3 separate regions of the Homo sapiens genome follow, and regions 1 and 2 are each linked to region 3. A link is a contact called in ENCODE Hi-C or POLR2A ChIA-PET data. All regions are on one chromosome and are shown on one strand. Each heading gives the region's core, a stretch centred on a gene start or an enhancer-like site at or near the end of the contact. The rest is flanking DNA. Distances are from core to core; before and after follow the strand shown. Region 1 holds the start of NOC2L (NOC2 like nucleolar associated transcriptional repressor). Region 2 overlaps LOC100288175 (a long non-coding RNA gene). Region 3 holds the start of MIB2 (MIB E3 ubiquitin protein ligase 2).

The links. A loop is a pair of places that touch in the nucleus more often than their neighbours do. ChIA-PET counts read pairs that join two places held with the same protein, here RNA polymerase II (POLR2A). Pooled maps may share reads with other maps.
Region 1: a loop to region 3 is called in a pooled map, with 6 times the contacts of the local background. The contact joins the promoter of NOC2L here to the promoter of MIB2 in region 3. A Hi-C loop is called at or near these places in 4 of 50 pooled maps. POLR2A ChIA-PET finds 5 or more read pairs at or near these places in 2 of 52 experiments (GM12878 and naive thymus-derived CD4-positive, alpha-beta T cell).
Region 2: a map of PC-3 shows a loop between it and region 3 (6-fold over the local background). The contact joins the enhancer-like site here to the promoter of MIB2 in region 3. A Hi-C loop is called at or near these places in 1 of 168 maps with a recorded cell type or tissue (PC-3) and 5 of 50 pooled maps. POLR2A ChIA-PET finds 5 or more read pairs at or near these places in 2 of 52 experiments (K562 and activated naive CD8-positive, alpha-beta T cell).

The regions. Positions count from the first base shown.
Region 1 is chr1:956,782-961,270 of GRCh38, forward strand. It overlaps NOC2L (NOC2 like nucleolar associated transcriptional repressor), which reads right to left and starts at 2,475. Exons shown (of 19, transcript NM_015658.4): 1 at 2,434-2,475; 2 at 2,148-2,300; 3 at 318-492; 4 at 113-244. The coding sequence starts at 2,459. KLHL17 (kelch like family member 17) reads left to right here and starts at 3,803. Exons shown (of 12, transcript NM_198317.3): 1 at 3,803-4,019. The coding sequence starts at 3,913. RefSeq lists enhancers at 1,743-2,600, 2,259-2,368 and silencers at 2,479-2,738, 3,697-4,006, 4,027-4,356.
Region 2 is chr1:1,062,766-1,067,562 of GRCh38, forward strand. LOC100288175 (a long non-coding RNA gene) reads left to right here. Exons shown (of 4, transcript NR_148960.1): 3 at 314-436; 4 at 3,065-3,688. It overlaps LOC105378948 (a long non-coding RNA gene), which reads right to left. Exons shown (of 5, transcript NR_168433.1): 3 at 3,981-4,033; 4 at 3,701-3,833; 5 at 2,870-3,068. Among named protein-coding and RNA genes, the nearest start is that of RNF223, 9.1 kb to the right of the region's middle. RefSeq lists a silencer at 1,115-1,284 and enhancers at 1,375-1,734, 2,211-2,711, 2,712-3,212. Within about 2 kb of position 1,251, at least 5 of the 41 ENCODE cell types and tissues checked have a DNase peak (open chromatin) inside an H3K27ac peak, as active enhancers do; they include PC-3, where a contact is called at or near this core.
Region 3 is chr1:1,612,960-1,617,642 of GRCh38, forward strand. MIB2 (MIB E3 ubiquitin protein ligase 2) reads left to right here and starts at 2,541. Exons shown (of 20, transcript NM_001170687.4): 1 at 2,541-2,674; 2 at 3,549-3,655. RefSeq lists an enhancer at 2,036-2,205 and silencers at 2,306-3,355, 3,386-3,475.

The DNA.
Region 1 (4,489 bases), core at 1,225-3,724, 660 kb before region 3:
AGATCTCTGCCTGGGCACCCAGCTGCCCGCCCCTCGCTGCTGCTCACCTCAGGTGAGGCAAGGCCAGATTTCTGCCTGGGCACCCAGCTGCCCGCCCCTGGCTGCTGCTCACCTTTGCTGCCTGCTTCCATCTCTCAACCATGGCGACGGTCACAGGAACAGAATTCTTCTTCCCCTTCAGCCCTCTGGGGACTCTGTCCCCATCTTCTCCTTCCTCCGCTCCATCCTCCTCCTCACTGGCTTCCTGCACAGAAAGGCTGAGCTGAAGGAGAGTGTAGAGACAAGTGCCCCCCTTCTGGTTTGGCCCACGCCCTCACCTCCAGCACATCTGGCAGGGAGTGGAACGGCCCCTCTTCCTCCTCAGAGCTGTCCGAGTCGCTGAAGTTTAGCAGGCTCTGGTCATTCTCCTGCAGGAACTTGTAGAACTCGGGGTCTCTGTCCTTCAGCCGAGAGAGCTGGTCTTTGTGCTCAGAGGCACGGCCTTTACGCCGGCTGAGGAGGCAGAAGTCAGCGACCCCAGTGGGAAGTGGAAGTAGAGGGGGCGGGGAGTGGCCTACAGGGTCAGTCTACTCCCTTCACAAGGGTTACCAACTAGCAAGACAGGATTGCCAGGAGGTACGTTTTTGGCAGACTCACGTCTCCTACCCAACAACCTCTACAACATACCCTCAAACACACTACACAGGCCCCCCAGCCGCGGTCTTCCCTGGACTTGCTGTGCCTGCGCCCTGCGCTACACAGGCCCCCAGCCGCGGTCTTCCCTGGACTTGCTGTGCCTGTGCCCTGCGCTACTTTTGCCTGATGGTGGCTTCACCCTTCCAGAGGCTCAGACTAAAGGCAAATCTCTGTCTCTAATACCCAGCACGCAACTTGTCATCAGATCTCATCAGCAACACCTTCAAAACCGTTCGTGCCTCCTCTCAAACCACCACATAGTTCAATTCTCAGTTAACCTAAAGGTCTCTCTGTTTCCACCCTTGTCACCTACAAGGCACTCCACCGCTCAAACCCAGAAGTAACTCCCTGTTTTACGAGGCAATCTTATGACGGTCTACGGCACCTGGCTCTTCATCACCCTTCTGGGCTCATCTACCCCTATTCACCCCCTCACTCCTGCCGTAGCCACGTTTACCTCTGTACTCTCCCCAAATGCTCCCACTGCAAGGCTTTTGCTGTTTTCTGCTGCCTGAAATCCTAAGACACGTTTCCCCTACTGTCTGTGTGGCCTCCTTGTTCGAGGTCTTTATTCAGACGTCATCTTCTCAAACAACCACCTCCGCTTTTTTTTTTTTTTTTTTTTCTCCTGAGGCGGAATCTCACTCTGTCGCCCAGGCTGGAGTGCAGTGGCGCAATCTCCACTCACCGCAACCTCCGCCTCCCGGGTTCAAGCGATTCTCCTGCCTCAGCCTCCCGAGTAGCTGGGACGACAGGTGTGTGTCACCACGCCAGGCTAATTTTTGTATCTTTTGATTTCTTTCTTTTTCTTTTTGAGATGGAGTCTCACTCTCTCACCCAGGCTGGAATGCAATGGTGCCATCTCGGCTCACTGCAACCTCCGCCTCCCAAGTTCAAGCGATTCTCCTGCCTCAGCCTCCCGAGTAGTTGGGATTACAGGTGCCCACCACGCCCGGCTAATTTTTATATTTTTAGTAGAGACATGATTTTTCCGTGTTGGTCAGGCTGGTCTCGAATTCCTGACCTCAGGTAATCTGCCCGCCTCGGCCTCCCAAAGTGCTGGCATTACAGGCGTGAGCCACCGAGCACAGCCTCCGCTCCTTCTAACAGAGCAACTCGGCTCCCCTGCAACTCTCTCTTCAGCCCCTCTGTCCTTCCTTTCCCTCCCCAGCACTTATCTCTCTTCTACCGAACTGCAGGCGGTGATTTCACCCAAGAACGTGAGAGTTCTCCTAGATCGGGAAGAGATTTTTGCACAACTCACCAACATACGCTCCCTGCCTAGGACAGAGTTTGGCACGGAACAGGAGCTCAGTAAACATCGGATGAAAGAGTAAGTTAAGCTGAAAGGACTGGGGGGCAGAGGTCGGCGATCCTTAGGCCTTGGCCCTGAGACCCCAGGCGAGGTCAGCAACCCAACCGGGGTGGGACAGGACGAGCAAGAGGTTCTGCTCACGCATGTCCCCACTAACCTGGCCGAGGGGCTCCCGCCCGGCTTATCCGGACTCCGGGCAGCCTCGCGTGCTTCCCGTGTCTCCGCTTGTGGAGAATTTTCGGACTCGGATTCGGACTCGGAGTCAAAGCCCGAAGCTAGGAACTCGTCCACCGTCAGCTCCGCCAGGCGCCTGCGGGTCACGCAGGAGTCACAGCTGCCCGCACGCCCAGCTCGCCCCAGCCCCGCTGAGAGGAGCAAGAAAAGCCCCCTTGGATACAGACACCCACCGGGAGGCCAAATCGGCCCTCGGACCCGCGGCTTACCTCTTGCGGCTCCCCGCAGCTGCCATGACACCAACCCGAAGCGTGCACCCCACTTCCGGCCCCAGAATGCCGCGCGGCTGCGCACTTCCGCCGCCCAGGCCCCGCCCCTTTCCCCGCCCCGCCGCGCCACGCCCAGCCGAGTGGCTCTATGGTTCTCCGACCGCAACGCCGGCGGCCTCAGGGCGGGAGGGCGCGTTCGCGTGCTCGGTGCGGGCAGCCCCGGTGGGGCCCAGATGCGCCTCCCGCTCGGCGCCCGGCTCCGTAGGACGCGGTGACGCCGGTGTCCGCCCCGGGGAAGACCGGGAGTCCCGCCGCGCCCGCAGCCCACCCGGCGCTCCGAAGGCACGCGCCTGCGAGGACGCCAGACTGCAACGGCGGGGCTCCTATGCAAAGAGCTCCCACAAATCAACAATAAAAAGCAGGGAGTCCAGTGGAAAACGCGAGGGGCAGTGGGAACCGCACTGATGTCGCCAGCTCGACAAAAGACGGGCGACCCGAGGGCCAGGCTGGCTTCGCCTCCGATCCGCGGAGACCGGGCCAGCGCCACGAACACCACGCAGGGCGCTCCCCGTCCATGGCCCTCTGGGTGCCGACCGCGGCTCTTCCCGGGGACGCCGCACGGGACGAAGACGGTGGGGAGGCCGGCGCCTTCCTTCCCGCTACCAGCCTGACACCCGGGCCCCCGGGCCTGGACAGCCAGACCCCGCGACAAGGGCGCCGCGGGGCGCAGGCACGGCTCCCCCAGCCCTGGCGCTGAGGGGGCGCGTGAGGCGAACACGGGCGGATTGGCCTCGGGGTCCCATTCGACTTCTTGGTGCCGCGGGGCCCCGGGGCTCCCCGGAGGAGAGCAAGTTAGGGGGTCGGGGGAGCGGGGATGGCTTCCGGGGGAGGAGGAGGGCGAGGCCTGGGGGGCTCCTCGGAGGAGGAAGAGGGCGAGGCTTAGGGGGGCTCCTTGGAGGAGGAGGAGGGCGAGGCTTAGGAGGGCTCTTCGGAGAAACAGGAGGGCGAGGCCTGTGGGGGGCTTCCCGGGGAAGAAGGAAGGCGAGACCTAGGGGGGCTTCCCGGAGGAGGAGGAGGAGGAGGGCTAGGCCGGGGGCTTCCCAGAGGAGGAGGATGGCGGGGCCTGGGGGGCTTCTCGGAGAAGGAAGATGGCGAGGCCTAGGGGGGCTTCTCGGAGGAGGAGGAGGGCGAGGCCTGGTGGGGGGCTTCCCGGAGGAGGAGGATGGCGGGGTCTGGGGGTGCTTCTCGGAGGAGGAGGCGGACCCGGGGCGCAGCGCTGGAAGAATCCGCGTCCAACGTCTAGTCCCCGAAGCCTCTCGGGAGGCGGGGCGGGCGGCGCCGAGAAACAGCGGCTGCGGGCGGGAGCGGCGGGAGTGAGCGACACAGAGCGGGCCGCCACCGCCGAGCAGCCCTCCGGCAGTCTCCGCGTCCGTTAAGCCCGCGGGTCCTCCGCGAATCGGCGGTGGGTCCGGCAGCCGAATGCAGCCCCGCAGCGAGCGCCCGGCCGGCAGGACGCAGAGCCCGGAGCACGGCAGCCCGGGGCCCGGGCCCGAGGCGCCGCCGCCTCCACCGCCGCAGCCGCCGGCGTGAGTGGGCGGGGGTCGGGGCGCGGGGGGCGGCCTCGGGACCTGCGCGGCCCCCGCCCTCGCGTCCGCTCGCAGAAGGGGCGGGGGCCGCTTCCGAGGGCCGGGGGAGGTCGGGACTCAGGTGCGGAGCGGGGTCGGCCCGGAGTAGGTTCCCCACCCGCGCCCCGCGCGCCCAGGACGCGACTCCCGCTGCGGTCCCGAGAGGGCGGCTAGGGACGCGGAGGAGCTGAGCTCGTGGGGGCGCCGGGAAGCGGGGCCGGACGCGGGGCTCTGTTCGCGGCTCTGACTACGCCCCAGGGGAGCAGGGGCGCAGCGGAGGCCTGGACACGGCGCGCTCCGGGGCGGGGGTCCTTGGCGGAGGTCAGGCGAGGGCTGCCGGCGCCCCCGTCGCACCAGGGGCTGGGTCCCCGCGGGCTGCCCGGGCCCCCCAGCGGCTCCAGGGCGGGCGGGCGGCTCCAGCGGGGCGAAGC
Region 2 (4,797 bases), core at 1-2,500, 550 kb before region 3:
CTCAGCTCTGGAGGCTGGAAGTCCGAGATCCTGGCCGTGGAGGCTGGGAGGGGTGGAGTGGACGGGGCTGCTGACAGCCTCGGGGGCGTGTGGAGAAGGAGGGAGCCCCAGTGGCCCCAGGCCCTGCCACTTGGGGGAGAATTCCAGCCCCTCTGTGTCCCTGGGACCCCACAGCCCCTGGCCAGTGGCCATTCCCGGCTTCGAGCACAGTGGCCTCAAGCCACCATCGTGGGTGTTACCGTGGAAACAATGAGGGAGGTTTGTGTGGGGCCAGATTCCTCCTCTGGGCACTGACCTGCTCTCCCCACTCCAGGTGGTTTCACCCCAACATCAGCAGGGTGGAGGCGGAGAAGCTGTTCCTATCCAGAGGTCAGCGTGGGGACTTCCTTGCCAGGCCCAGTGAGAGCAGCCCGGGGGGCTTCACGCTGTCCGTCAGGTGGGTGGGCCCTGGCTGGGCATGGACAGGGTCTGGTTGAAGGCCTCCTGGAGGACCGGTGGGCAGCTTCCTGGACACGAGGACTTGGTGCGGGGGGCCGATGCCCTGGGAAGGTGGTGAGAGTTGGACGTGGTGCTGGGCGGTCTCTGGGCAGGAAGGAACTATTTAGAGAGGCCCTTGGGGAGGGCTCATTGAGTCAGGGGCTCAGCAGGACCCTTTCCTCCCCTGTGAGGGCCCTGGGGACAGGCAGGGCCTCCGTGGCTGCGACCGTGTTGCCAGAGCCTGGGGGTGCAGCTGGGGAGTGCAGCGGGGTTCCCATTGAGCTCTGGTACCCGCTGGGCTGCCAGGACCCCGCGTTGGAGTGGTGAGCCCTGGCCCAGCATCCGCGTGTCAGCACACGTGTGTACGTGTGCATGTGTGTGTTCGCGTGTCCATGTGTGTTCATGTGTGTGCGTGTGCATGTGTGTGTGTGTGTGTGTGCGTGTGCCTGCATCCTGAGGGACGGCGTCTGCTAAGCACTGGTTCAGGGCACAGGGTCCTGCACCTGCCTCCCTCAGGCCTCCTTCCTTCAGGTCTCAGGCACTGGAGTCCAGGGTGACTCAGGGAAGCCGGTGCCTCCCCTGGCCCCATCCCTGCCCTCCTGGCTGGTACCCTGGGCTGAGCTGGTTCCTCCAGCCTCAGTTTCCCCACTGCAGCGGGCTGCATCTGCAGAGAAGGAGACCTGGTCTGGGGAGGCCCCTGGCCCCTCCTTGCTGAGGACCAGGCCGCCACCTGGTGGCCGCCCGCCCCTGCAGCGCCCGCCTGCCTCCTGCCGGCTCCTGGGTGGGGCGAGGGCCAGAAAGGCGAGCAGAGCAGCTCTGGGGCCCGGGTGGTGGTGCTGCCTGGACCCCCAAGGTCTGCGTATGTCTCGCTAAGCCTTCTGCCCTATCCGTGTGGGTCTCTCCCCCTCACCTGGCCAGGCCGTGGCCTCCAGCCTCACCTGTGCTCGCCTGTGCCTGGCCCAGGTGGTACCACGGGCGCCTGTCTGGCAAGGAGGCTGAGAAGCTGCTGCTGCAGAAGGGGCATCCGGGCAGCTTCCTGGTGCACATGAGTCAGAGCGATCCTGGGGGCTTCCCGCTGTCAGCGCTGACGCAAGGGTGGGACGAGGCGCAGGGCTCAGGCCGCCAGCCACAGGTCACGCACATCATGACTCACTCCCAGGTGGGAGGGGGCGGCGAGCTGGGGCGGCCTCTGGGAAGGGCGGGCGGCCTTGGCCAGGCCCCTCACCGCCACCCCCACGGCCGGATGAGAAGTGGGAGACGGGGAGCGTTTTGACACCCTCGGAGACCCGGTGTAGCAGGAAGAGCCCATTGATGGGGAAGGTGGGGGCGGTTGTGCACCTCAAGCAGGTAAAAGCCCCTCCACAGGCACCAGGGCCGTGGGCACAGCCTCACCCAGGAAAGCAGCTGGGGGTCCACTGGGCTCAGGGAAGACCCCCTGCCAGGGAGACCCCAGGCGCCTGAATGGCCACGGGAAGGAAAACCTACCAGCCCCTCCGTGTGTCCTCCTGGCACATGGCGACCTCCATGACCCGACGAGGGTGCGGGGCCCGGGGCAGGGTGGCCAGGTGCGGGGGTGCGGGGCCCGGGGCAGCTGCCCTCGGTGGGAGGGGTGTGGTGTGGTCTGCGGGGCCCTGGGGGGGTGTGGTGGGGTCTGCGGGGCCCTGGGGGGGTGTGGTGTGGTCTGCGGGGCCCTGGGGGGGTGTGGTGGGGTCTGCGGGGCCCTGGGGGGGTGTGGTGGGGTCTGCGGGGCCCTGGGGGGGTGTGGTGGGGTCTGCGGGGCCCTGGGGGGGTGTGGTGTGGTCTGCGGGGCCCTGGGGGGGTGTGGTGGGGTCTGCGGGGCCCTGGGGGGGTGTGGTGTGGTCTGCGGGGCCCTGGGGGGGTGTGGTGGGGTCTGCGGGGCCCTGGGGGGGTGTGGTGGGGTCTGCGGGGCCCTGGGGGGGGTGGGGTCTGCGGGGCCCTGGGGGTGTTGTGGTGGGGTCTGCGGGGCCCTGGGGGGGTGTGGTGGGGTCTGCGGTGCCCTCGGGGGGTGTGGTGGGGTCTGCGGGGCCCTGGGGGGGTGTGGTGGGGTCTGGGGGGCCCTAAGCTTAGATGCAGGTCTCTCCCTGGCAGCCCCTCAAGGCCACGAGGATCAGTGCTCGGAGCCTGGAGGGCTGTGTGCAGGAGTAGCAGGGCCACTGATGCCAGCGGGAAGGCCAGGCAGGGCTTCTGGGTGGAGTTCAAGGTGCATCCTGACCGCTGTCACCTTCAGACTCTGTCCCCTGGGGCTGGGGCAAGTGCCCGATGGGAGCGCAGGGTCTGGGACTGTAGGGTCCAGCCCTACGGAGCTTAGCAGGTGTTCTCCCCGTGTGTGGAGATGAGAGATTGTAATAAATAAAGACACAAGACAAAGAGATAAAGAGAAAACAGCTGGGCCCCGGGGACCACTACCACAAAGACACGGAGACCGGTAGTGGCCCTGAACGGCTGGGCTCGCTGATATTTATTGCATACAAGACAAGGGGGCAGGATAAGGAGGGTCAGTCTTCTAAGTGATTGACAAGGTGAAGCAAGTCACGTGATCACAGGACAGCGGGCCCTTCCCTCTTAGGTAGCTGAAGCAGAGAGAGAAGGCGGCAGGCATCAGCGTTTTCTTCTATGAACTTATAAGATCAAAGACTTTAAGACTTTCACTATTTCTTCTACCGCTATCTACTACGAACTTCAAAGAGGAACCAGGAGTACGGAAGGAGCATGAAAGTGGACAAGGAACGTGACCATTGAAGCACCACAGGGAGGGGTTCAGGCCTCCGGATGACTGCAGGCAGGCCTGGGTAACATCCAGCCTCCCACAAGAAGCTGGTGGAGCAGAGCGTTCCCTGACTCCTCCAAGGAAAGGAGACTCCCTTTCCCGGTCTGCTCAGTAACGGGTGCCTTCCCAGACACTGGCGTTACCGCTTGACCAAGGGGCCCTCAAGCGGCCCTTATGCGGGCATGACAGAAGGCTCCCCTCTTGCCTTCTATTCACTTCTCACAATGTCCCTTCAGCACCTGACCCTATACCTGCCGGTTATTCCTAGGTTATATTATTAATGCAACAGAGTAATATTAAAAGCTAATGATTAATAATGTTTATAATAATGATGGATAATTGTTCATGATCATCGCTGTATCTAATTTGTATTATGACTATTCTTATTCTATTTTCTTTATTATACTGAAACAGTTTGTGCCTTCAGTCTCTTGCCTCGGCACCTAGGTACTCTTCCGCCCACACGGGACGGGCTGGGGGTGGCCATCTCGGGCTCTGGGAAGGGGCCGGGGCTGTGAGCTGAAGGCTCCATCACCTCCAGATGCTGCAGCAGCAGGAATGCCGGTTCCTGTACCCTCGGAAGGAGGGGCAGAGTGTGGAGAACAAGCCCAAGAATCACTACAAGAACATCCTTCCCTGTGAGGGCGGAGGCCAGGGCGTCACCCGTCGGGCCTGGGGGAGGTGGGGGGCAGGCCGAGCATCTGCCACCGCTGACCTGAGGCTCCCCCTTGCATACCCTGGACCCTCCATCTCTGCTCACCACAGGGTCTGCGGGCAAAGAGGCAGGGTGAGGCCCACGAGCTGTGCCCTGGAGAACTGAGCGGCACCTCCCTTCCCAGTTGATGCTACCCTTGAGTCATCCTGCTCAACGAGGATGACAGCGGGCCCGGAGCCGACTACATCAGGGTGGGTGTGTGCGGGAGGCGGGGCCTGGGCCCATTGCTCCTGGGGGGCTCAGGAAGAACCAGGGTCCCCAAGGGAGGGGTGGGCGGCAGTCTCCAAGGGGTCCTCAGAGAGGCTGGACGGGCATTGGTCCTCAGCCCCTTGCTGGCCTGGAGTGAGGAGTGTGTTTAAGCCACCAGGGCTCTTTGCATAATATTTGTGTGTCGTTTGCATATCATTTGCATAGCATTTGCATGGACTTGTTTGTCCTCTGTTAACAGCAGCAGTTGGCCTCATTCCCTTTCAGACTGACCCTGAGGAGGAGCCGGGCCATGGCAGGGGCAGGGTGGACATCCCTTGTGGCCCTGCCCCGCCGCACCTGCACCTGCACAGCCCGCGTGGGCCCGCCCCGCCGCAGCTGAAGTGCACCACCATGGGCCCGGCCCGCGGCTCGCGGCTCGCGGCTCTGGGCCCGGTTCACCTCGTCCCGGAAGCCGAGGACGCCGGCGGGATCGGTCCGGACGCCGTAGTCCGGCCAGCCGAAGTACTGGAAGTGCTGCACCGTACGCTGTGGCTCCTCCCCGCGGGGCAGGGCCTCGCGGGCGCAGGGTGTACATCGCCTGCAGGGCTGTCTGCAGGCCTGTCTGCAG
Region 3 (4,683 bases), core at 1,291-3,790:
TTCAAGCCATTCTCCTGGCTCAGCCTCCCAAGTAGCTGGGATTACAGGTGCCCACCACCACACCCAGCTAATTTTTGTATTTTTAGTAGAGACGGGGTTTCACCATGTTGGCCAGGCTGGTCTCGATCTTATGACCTCATGATCTGCCTGCCTTGGCCTCCCAAAGTGCTGGGATTGCAGGCATGAGCCACCGCGTCTGGCTTTTTTTTTTTTTTTTTTTGAGACGGATTCTTGCTCTGTTCCCCAGGCTGGAGTGCAGTGTCACGATCTCAGCTCACTGCAACCTCCACCTCCTGGGCTCAAGCAATTCTCCTGCCTCAGCCTCCCAAGTAGCTGGGACTACAGGCGTGCACCACCATGCCTGGCTAATATTTTTTTTTTTTGTATTTTTGTATTTTTAGTAGAGACAGGGCTTCACCATGTTGGTCAGGTTGGTCATGAACTCCTGACCTCAAGTGATCTGCCCTCCTCAGCCTCCCAAACTGCTGGGATTACAGGCGTGAAGCCATCGCACCCAGCCAATCCCAGCACTTCAGAAGGCAGAGGTGAGCAAACAGCATAGCCCAGGAGTTTGAGACCAGCCTGGGCAACATGGTGACACCCTGTCTCTACTAAAAATTTAAAAATAACCGGCATGGTGGTGCATGTCTGTGGTCCTAGCTACTCAGGAGGCTGAGGTGGGAGGATCACTTGAATCCAGGAAGCAGAGGCTGCAGTCAACCAAGATAGTGCCACTGCACTCCAGCCTGGGCAACAGAGCAAGACCCTGTCTCAAATACAAAACAAAACAAAAAACAGTTGGTAGAGAGCTTAGGATTTTATTTTTCGTTTACACAGGGAATCCAAGAAAGGAGACAGACAAAGTGAGTCTCAAGGATGAGAGCAGAGAAAAGCTCGAGATAAGAGCTGTGCAGCCGGGTCAGGAAGTGATCGGTCTAGGTCGGAACAGGAGAATCAGTTAGACACAACGGATGTGTTTGAGCCTTTGGAAAACGGTATCGTTAGGCATGTGGCGAAAACGTTGGGGTACTTGAAAAAAAGGCTGGCCATGGGTTAGTAAAAAGCTAGATATGTGAAAATATTAGGTAATTATTAACTCAAAAGAAAAAAAAAGATTGTACAGGAATTGTGGCATGGTTTTATACTGTAGCAGTGAACAGCAGGTACTCAATCATGAAGAGCTAAGCCTGATTTCATCACGACAGCTGTGAAAGTTGCAGGTACCAAAATGGAACTACTTCCACCAATCCCTAAACAAATGGAGTCGGGAGGCCACGAAGGGGGAGCTCTCATGCAGGAATACCTGCAGCAGGCCTCCTCACAAGACGCTCCTGCACGTCCTGCACGTTTGCCTGTAACCGGACTTACTGCAGGGAAATTCCTCAGGACTGCAGTATTCTAGATAAGCAGCTTGCACAAGGACGTCGGCCTGGTAAGGCTCTCTCCAACAACAAGCTAACGCCCACTCCTGCAGCAAGCGCCCACAGCCAGTGGTTTTTGTTACAAAACAACTTTTGTGAGCTCATCTGTATTTTCCCCTTCGCCCGGCCCTCTCAGATAGGCCTATGATCTGTCATGGCACGAACAGCCTAGGCTGCAACCCCCTGCGATTCCCAGATTAACTCACTTGTCCTGGAGAGCCTGCCTCTGGGTTTCCTTTCAGGTTGACAGTTTGGGAGCTAACAGGACCACGTGAGGGGTGCAGCGGGGAAGATCAGCCAGGTTCTCAGGGACCTTCTCCGGAAGTACGCAATGTCTACAATTAAGAAATGAGAGGCCGGGCGCGGTGGCTCACGCCTATAATCCCAGCACGTTGGGAGCCCTAGGAGGGCAGATCACGAGGTCAGGAGTTCGAAATCAGCCTGGCCAAAATGGTGAAACCCCGTCTTGACTAAAAATGCAAAAATTAGCTGTGCGTGGTAGCGCATGCCTGTAGTCCCAGCTGCTCGGGAGGCTGAAGCAAGAGAATAGTTTAAGCCCTGGAGGCGGAGGTTGCAATGAGCCGAGATCGCGCCATTGCACTCCAGCCTGGGCGACAGGGCGAGGCTCCGTCTCCAAAAAAAAAAAAAGAAAGAAAGAAAGAAATGAGAAACTAGCAGTGCATTGTTCAGAAACGCGGAGACTTCTCTCAGGAGAAAGCGAGAAGCAAGCGTCCAACTCTGGGGTGCAGAACCCGGGGCGGGAGGACGGGCCCGGACTGCCGTTTCTCGCTGTGTCCAGGTCTGCGTGACTCAAAACCCCGGATAGGGCCCGCACTGGTGGAGTCGGAAAGAGGTGGCTGCGGCGCGGCAAGTGCCGCCAGTGCCAGCGAGCGCGACGTCGCTCCCAAGCCCCCGTCTCTATGGCAACCGAGTGCGTCTCTAGGACCGCCACTGCGCAGGCGCCCGGAGGCTAAGCCGCTCGGAACCTAGCTGCGCCACGCAGGGTAGGCGACGCAGACGCTCCCGCGTGACGCACTTCCGGTGCTTGCCCTGCCCATCCCCGTGGCGGGGGCGTGGCCATGGCGGGGGCGCTCCGGCGGGGGCGGGCCCTGGGCTCCCGCCCTTCGGGTCCCACAGTTTCCAGCCGCCGCTCTCCTCAGTGCCCGGTGGCCCAGGAGGGCCTGGGAGCCCGAAGCCGTCCCCGAGTCGCTCCTAGGTCACTGGCGCGATGCGGGCCGTCCTCTCGGCTGATGGTGCGTGCGGGCGCGGATCTCCTCCCCTGGTCCTCCGCACCGTCCCCGAGTCGTTCTCCGCTCTGGCAGAACGCGAGCGCCGTCCGGTTCCCGCTCCCGCTGGCCCAGCAGCCCCGGGCTGGACTCGGCGTAGGGTCCGCACGGGATGGGCTGGGGCTGCGCGCGCAGCGCCGCCGCGGGGCCTCCTGGGAGTTGTGGTCCGGCCACCCGCGCGGGACTCCAGCTCCCGGCAGGCCTCGCGCGGCCCGGGGCCAGCGGCGCTGGGGTCGGCGCTGGGGTCGTCGTCCGGGCCGGGTGGGCTGCGGCGCGCGGCAGGCGCTCTGGCCTGGCCTGGCCGCCGCTGAGCAGTCGGGGCCGGTGGGTGGCCTCGAACGCCGGGACAGACCGACAGACGGACTGGCCGGCGGTCCCGCGCCCCCGAGCGGAGCGGGCGGGACGGAAACGTCCGGGCAAGTTGGGGTCGGCAGGTACTGCGCGGCCCTGGCAAGGTCTGGCAGCGGACAGGGCCGGGCGGCCTCCGCGAGCCACGGGCACGAATGACAGGGGGCGGGGCGCGCTCCGGGTGGGGGTGCCCGCCGTGCCCGCCCCTGGCCCGCCCGTTCCCCTGCGCCGGCGCCCGTGCGCGTCCCGGAGCCTCCTGACGTCTGCGAGCCGCGGCCGCCAGACCCCGGGCGCACGCAATTACGGGCCCGGCGCTGGCGGCTCCTGCGCGCTCAGACCCCAGGGAGCCCATCCGGGCAGGCGGCGGCCCTGAGTGTCGCGGCCGTGGGCCCGAGTGGACCTGGAGCCGGCGGGCAGCCCCGGGGGCAGACAGGCGACCGAGCCGCGGGTCGAGGTGCTAACTGTGCATCTTGGCATCTCCCCTCGGCCACAGGGTTGGAAGCCCAGCGAGGCTAGAGGCCAGTCCCAAAGTTTCCAGGCATCAGGGCTGCAGCCCAGGAGCCTCAAGGCGGCCCGGCGGGCGACTGGACGGCCGGACAGGTGAGCTCTTGATCGTCCGCGGCCTGATAGTTTGCACTTGGCTCTCCCACTTTGGGGCTCCGTGGAAGCCACGTCAGAGAGGCTGTGTTTGTGTCTGAGCATGCATGCGAGTGGAGGGGAGTGGTGAGTAATCCCGCGTCTCCTCTCTGAGTTCGGAACCCATGGAGGAAGAAAGCAGAGGTGCCAGACAGGCCTCTGATAGGCACCTGCAGGATTGGGGCAGAGCGGCCGCAGCGCAGGAGCGCCGGCAAGCCTGGCCCTTCCCGGGAGGCCCCCTTTGTCCGGTTCCACCCTGGCCTGTTGCCTCACATGCAACAAGTGTCTGAATGTGGCGCTCTCCTGGCCGAGGGCAGCCCTGGGCGGTGAGTGGGATGACACCCCAGCCTGCAGGGTGCCTGTAGGTCTCCACCCAGATGGGCAGGATTGGAGGTGGCCGCAGCGCTCGTGGGCTTTCCCTCAGCAGGTGTCTCCATGCTGGCCTCCCCGCCTCAGGGCTTCATCCCACTCCGTGGGCCTGATCTCCCTGGGGCACCTGGGATGTCCATCTGCGTTAGCTGGAGCTACTCCATGGCCTGTGGCGTGCCACACACAGCGGCATTTCGGTGTCATTAGGCACAGCTGGAGGTGCAAGGAGGAGGGCAGCCTCATGTCCAGTTCCATGTAACTTGCTTCTTCTGAATAAAGGCAATTTGCTAACTTTCTCGCTAAATAGGATTTGGTTTCTATGGCTTTTAAAGCTTCTCCGATAAAATACTTGCAATAAGGGAACTCTCTCCTCCTACACTCTCCTGACTGATGGTTCGGAAGTCCTCCTGCCCTCTGAGAGCTTGCAGTTTCTTGTGAAAAAGAGAAACTAAGCAGCAATAGAACAGACCCGGTGTCTGCTTGCGTGGTTAAGACGGTAAATGCTAAATGTGTGACACTGCCTTTAGAAACCATTTTCTCCAGCCTGGCTTGCTGGCTGCCCGTCTGGTTTGCTGTGTTGTGTCTCCAGTGGCTTTAGCTTCCAACAGGAAAGCCTGGTAGCC